Linked DNA regions of Homo sapiens: region 2 is linked to region 1. A link is an interaction called in ENCODE POLR2A ChIA-PET data of the cell type or tissue named here. Cell type or tissue: Panc1. All regions are shown on one strand. Each heading gives the region's core, and the rest is flanking DNA. Links, peaks and the distances in the headings are about the cores only.

Region 1 (2,916 bases), core at 89-2,588:
CCACTTTCCCCACCTACAGAGCTTATAGTCGAATGGGGGTGCAGACTCTATAAATAAACATGCAAACGTATTTATATTATTTACCAGCATCTTATAAATTATGACAAGTTCTCTGAAGAAAATGACAAGATGGGAAAGAAGAGAACTGATTTATTATAACTGAAGAATTTCAGGCATAACTTCATCCTTAATTCTTTTTTTTTTTTTTTTTTTTTTTGAGACACAGTCTTTCTTTGTCACCCAGGCTGGAATGCAGTGGCATGGTCTTGGCTCACTGCAACCTCTGCCTGCTGGGTTCAAGCAATTCTTCTGCCTCAGCCTCTCAAGTAGCTGGGATTACACGTGTGCACCACCATGCCCAGCTGATTTTTGTATTTTTAGTAAAGACTGGGTTTCGCCAGGTTGGCCAGGCTGGTCTTGAACTTCTGGCCTCAAGTGATCTCCTACCTTGGCCTCCCAAAGGTGCTGGGATTTCAGGCGCGAGCCACCGCAACTGGCCCTCTTGATTCTTAAAGAAAACCATTATTCAAAGTATTTACAACACTCCTACTCCACTGACCAAAGTGTAAGTATAATTAAATACACAATTATAAGGTACACAACAATGTACACAAAGATACACCACAGTGTTCTTTTGGAGAGGATGTCAGATGCCCTGACCCTGCAGAGAGGGAGCAATGCTGCGGCCCCATACGTGGAAGGTGAGGGGCTGGGGTGGAAAGCACTCTGTGCCTGGCCTTTCCCAGAGGCAGGAGCTGTGCACACACACGGATGCTGCGGCCCCATCCGTGGAAGGTGAGGGGCTGGGGTGGAAAGCACTCTGTGCCTGGCCTTTCCCAGAGGCAGGAGCTGTGCACACACATGGATGCTGCGGCCCCATCTGTGGAAGGTGTGGGGCTGGGGTGGGATGCACACTTGGCCTGGCCTTTCCCAGAGGCAGGAGCTGTGTACCCACACAGATGCTGGGACAGAAGACAGACACAGATGACTCCAGCTGGACAAGGGGAAACTGAGAGCAAGGTGCAGTAGAAAGACGCCAGTTCAGTGTTAGTAGGTGTCAACGTGTCTGAGGATCAGCAGGACAGGTGTGCTGAGGAAAGGGGCTAGAGATGGAGGAAGGCAAGTGTAGAAAAGAGGCTGGGTGTGGTGGCTCACCCCTATAATCCTGGCACTTTAAGAGACCAAGGAGGGAAGATCACTTGATCCCAGGGGTCTGAGACCAGCCTGGGCAACATAGTAAGACCCCATTTCTACAAAAACTTTTCAAAATTAGCAGAGAGTGGTGGTGCACACCTGTGATCCCAGCTGCTCAGGAGGCTGAGGTGGGACCCCAGTAGGTTGAGACTGCAGTGAGCTGAGATCGTGCCACTGCACTCCAGCCTGGGCTACAGAGCAAGACTCCGTCAAGAAAGAAAGAAAGAAAGGAAAGAAAGAAAGGAAAGAAAAAAAAAGAAAGAAAGAAAAAGAAAGAAAGAAAGGAAGGAAGGAAGGAAGGAAGGAAGTAAGGAAGGAAGGAAGGAAGGAAGGAAGGAAGAAAGAAAGGAGAAGAGATGAGAAAAGAAGAGAAGAGAAAAGAAAAAAAAGAAAAGAGCAAAGAAAAGAAAAGAGAAGGTTTGAGATGGAGGTCATGAGGAGTTCCAGGTCTGAGTGATGAGAGGTCTGTAGCAGGACTGTGGGGTGGGTGGCGAGTGGCACTGAGGGATGGAGAGCCCTAGACATGGTGCCCTTTCTTCCTGGACCTATGAGCAGTGCTGGGCAGAGTTGATGACTCTTTCCCCCCAAATCCCATTCCTCCCATTGCTTCCGATGCAGCCACCCTCCTGGTTTTCCTCCTGCCACATGGGATTTTCCTTCTCCAATCCCACTGGGGCCTCCTCCGGTCTCTAAGGTCTTAGGACAACACCCCAGATCTCTTATCTCTTTTTCCTGGTGGTCTCATGCATTCTCATGGCTTTTAGTGCCTCCACAGCTGCTGAACCCACAGGGATACAGCCGGCTCAGACCTCTCTCCTGAAGCCCAGATCCCTACATCCATTCGCCTACTTGCATTTCTGCTTGAATCTCTTGTGGCTCACACTCGATCTGTTCAAGACAAAATCAGTCTTTCTCCTGACATCTTTGTTATCCATCACTTCATAACAATATTAATACCAACTTAGTGACTTAAAACAATGTGCTTTTGTTTTGTTTATTTTTAATTGACAAGTAAAAATTCTCTATATCTATGGTGTATTATGTGATGTTTTCACATATGTGTACACTGAGTGATAACTAAGTCAAGCTATTAACATGTGCATTACCTCATATAATGTGTGGTGAGAATGCCTAAAACCCACCTTCTTAGCAATGTTAAATCAAGTTTAGTCTAAAGCTGCCTCCTTCCATATTTTAAGTTTGGCCTAAAGGTTTCTCTGTACGTAGTGAACTAAAACCTAAATGGAGATGTAAACAGACTGTAGCCTACTCTTGTGCCAATCACTGAGCTTTTGCCAAGCAAAGGGGGCCAACTGTTCAAACCATGTGCAACGGAGGCAAATGCCATGCTGTAACCAATGCAGCTGTTTGTGTACCTCACTTCCTTTCTGTTTTCTCTCCATAAATCTTCCACCCCATGGCTGCGCTGGAGTCTTTGAGCCTCCTCTGTCTTGGGAGGCTGCCCAATTTGTGAATTGTTCTTTGCTCAACTAAACTGGGTTAAATTTAATTTGGCTAAAGTTTTTCTTTTAACAGAAATTTTCGAGCATACAAAATATTGTTATTAACTATAGTTACCATAATGCACAATAGATCTTTAACTTATTTCTCCTGTCTAGCTGAAACATTGTACCCTTTGACCAACATCTCTCCAATTTTCCCTGTACCCGCACCAGCCTCTCTTCTCTGCTTCTATGAGTTCAACTTTTAGATTCCACATAC
Region 2 (2,916 bases), core at 291-2,790, 56 kb after region 1:
CCAGGGACTACATGCTCTGGTGATGTTCATTTTGTATAACATCTTGTAGGTGTTCTCTGTATTTCTCATATCTGGATGTCTATCTCTTTAGCAAGATTATGGGAAGTTTCTTGAATTATTCCCTTAAATATGTTCTTCAGGTTGTTTATATTTTCTCCTTCTTTCTCAGGAATGCCAGTAATATGCAGATTTGGTGGCTTAACATAATCCCACATTTTTTCAAAGGCTTTGTTCATCTTTTTAAAATCATCTTTCTTTATTTTTGTCTCACCAAGTTAGTTCAAAAGACCAGTCTTCAAGCTCTGAAATTCTTTCTTTTGCTTGGTCTAGTCTATTGATAAAGCTGTCAATTGTATTTTTAAATTCCTTAAGTGAGTTTTTCAATTCTAGAAGCTCTGATGGATTTCTTTAAAGGTGTTTATCTCTTCCTTCATTTCCTCGGTGGCTTTGAAAGTTTCTCTGCATTGATTTTAAACCTTGTCTTAGATATCATTGAGCTTCCTTGAAATCCATGCCTAGAATTTTTTATCTGTCACTTCTTAGTTTCCATGTTGGTTAACAACTGCTGAAGAGCTAGTGTGATCCTTTGGTGGTGTCACTACATTTAGATTTTTATGGTGCCAGAATTCTTGTGCTGGTTTCTTCTCAACTAGAGATGCCAGCACTCTTGAGTTTTGTAATTATATTCATGTGAGTAGAATTTTTTCGTTTTCTTTCTTTCTCTAAAATATATATAGTTTCCTTTCTCCTTCTCCCCCTACCCCCACTCCAGGGGATATAACTGTAGAGCACTGGGTAGGGTCTTTTGACTTTACTTCTATAGCCCTATGTACTTCTGTCAGCAGGTTTTATATTGCACTGTGCTCTTTGGCCTACAAGCCAGTTGATGGTATTTATAGATAATAATCACTTCAGCCAACATGGCTGGGCATATACTTTATTCTTGTTTACTGGGAGAAGCTCTTTGTTGCCTTAGACAATGGGTTTGTTGGCTGCATTCTCACCTAAACTCCCCACAGGGCTGGAGACCAGGATGAGTGAGGCCAGACCTGGAGAGTCCACCTACAGATTTCCCAATGGCAGGCATAAGCACCAACATCGAAGGATAATTCAATGGGTGACCATCATGTGCCCAGAGGTGTGTCTAGGCATGGAGCTTGAAAATATCCTTGGCTCCAAGTTCTCTGCATGGAGATGTGGGGCATCCAAATGCCTAATCCTGGAGAGTCAGTGCTAGAGAGGCCTGGAGAACTGCCTGGGCCTGGAGTGGAAAGGGTCCACCTGCACCAGGATCTCTGCCTTGGAAAGGTGGAGTGGCTCAGGCTGCTGTTCCAGGGGAGAGGGTGTTCTGAATGCTCAGAGATCTGCTTTGATCAGCCAGATGCTGTTGCAGGGGCTGTTTGCCCACATTCTCCTCTGCAGGTTCTGGGGGGTCCTTCACAACTCCATCGGATTCTCATTTTTCTTCTTGAATTAAAGCTCTCAGAATTCATGTCAATGCCCTGCCTCTCTATTTCCAAGTGGCTGAGACATGCTAAAAGCCTCTATTCTGCCATCTTGGGGAAAGAAAAAAAAAAACCCAGCTTTTAAATTTTGACTGATTTTCTCAGTAATCTAATTTTCTGGGAATTTATTGTGCTTTTATCATTGGCCTCTAACTCATCCAGATTATTATTGTAATTCCATTCACACTGGCAAGCAGCTGGCCCTGACTTTGCATTTTCTATTTTATTCTCACTTTTATTAATCTTCTCTTGGTCTCTTGTTCCTCTTCTCACCCCAACCACATGGAATTAAACAAACCTTCACCTTTAAAAAGCAATGCTAAAGCCAAGCCAGCAACCACACTACCCCAAAAGCTTTTAGTTGGGTTGCTAACCTTAAGTAATATATTTTGGTGAACTATTTCTACTCTTTGCCTCAGATTTCCACCATATTTCCCTAAAGATAACACTAACGTACAGTTGAACTAGTCTTCCAATACCATCTTGAGGCCAAGTCCAATATATCAACAAGAATGAGGGGATATTTAAGCCAAGTGAATTTACATATTTCTTGTGTGGGCATTCACCAGATGCTTAGAAGAGAACTGACTCAAGAATGAAGGTAAATTTTTACAAGACATGCTACTCCACAGTTACAAAAATCAGAAGATAGCATACTCCCTGAATGAATCAAATCAAGAGCAGTGCAAAACCCATAGAATCAGATGTGGAAAGAACCCTAACCATCATGGTTAGGATTTTCAACCAATTTCAGGTTATTAATACTAGATCATGCTTTAAAAAGTGATTTAACAAATGCAGTTGATGTGTTTGCCTTGACATGCAAAAATGTATCTGATATATTAAAGTTGAAGTAAGATTTATATACAATGAAATGCACAGATCTTAAATGTGTAAGTCTATGTGTTTTAATAAATATATACCCCCATAACCAGCACCCCTAACAAGACGGGGGCATTTCTATCACCCCAGAAACTCCTCCCTGGGGGCCGTTCCAGCAAATTCTCAACCCCTACTGGCAACAACTATATTAATTTATATAATCATGAAATCATACTAAATGTTTCCATTTGTGTTCAGCTTCTTAGATCAACACATTTTTGTGACTCATCCATGTTTCTGCTTTTGTCAGCAATTCAGTTTTTTAAATTTCTGAAAAGTATTCTACTGTACAATTACAGCTTATCCATTTTTCTGTTGATAAAAATTTGAATTCTTAAATTGGGCTATTATGAATAAGAATGCTATACACCTTCTTGCCCAAATATTTCTGTGGACATATGTTTTCATTTCTCTTGGGTAAATACCTAGAAACGACATTACTGGGCCATAGAATGGGCGTGTGTTTAGTTTTCTAAGACACTGCAGGTTTTCTAAAGTGGTTGTACCATTTTATCTTCTCACCATTAAG

What was found. Peaks named below come from ENCODE experiments on the same cell type or tissue, not always from the same donor. Only the 100,000 strongest peaks of a DNase experiment are listed, where the experiment ranks them.
Region 2: POLR2A ChIA-PET joins it to region 1 with 6 read pairs; 2 of 35 experiments call an interaction of 5 or more read pairs at or near these places.

The regions. Positions count from the first base shown.
Region 1 is chr10:3,661,622-3,664,537 of GRCh38, reverse strand. All of the region lies in intron 1 of LOC105376360 (a long non-coding RNA gene), which reads right to left. Among named protein-coding and RNA genes, the nearest start is that of KLF6, 120 kb to the left of the region's middle. In Panc1, for the core only: no CTCF peak of the experiment used is centred there; no DNase peak of the experiment used is centred there; H3K27ac peaks cover 292 bases.
Region 2 is chr10:3,605,743-3,608,658 of GRCh38, reverse strand. All of the region lies in intron 1 of LOC105376360 (a long non-coding RNA gene), which reads right to left. Among named protein-coding and RNA genes, the nearest start is that of LINC02669, 100 kb to the right of the region's middle. In Panc1, for the core only: no CTCF peak of the experiment used is centred there; no DNase peak of the experiment used is centred there.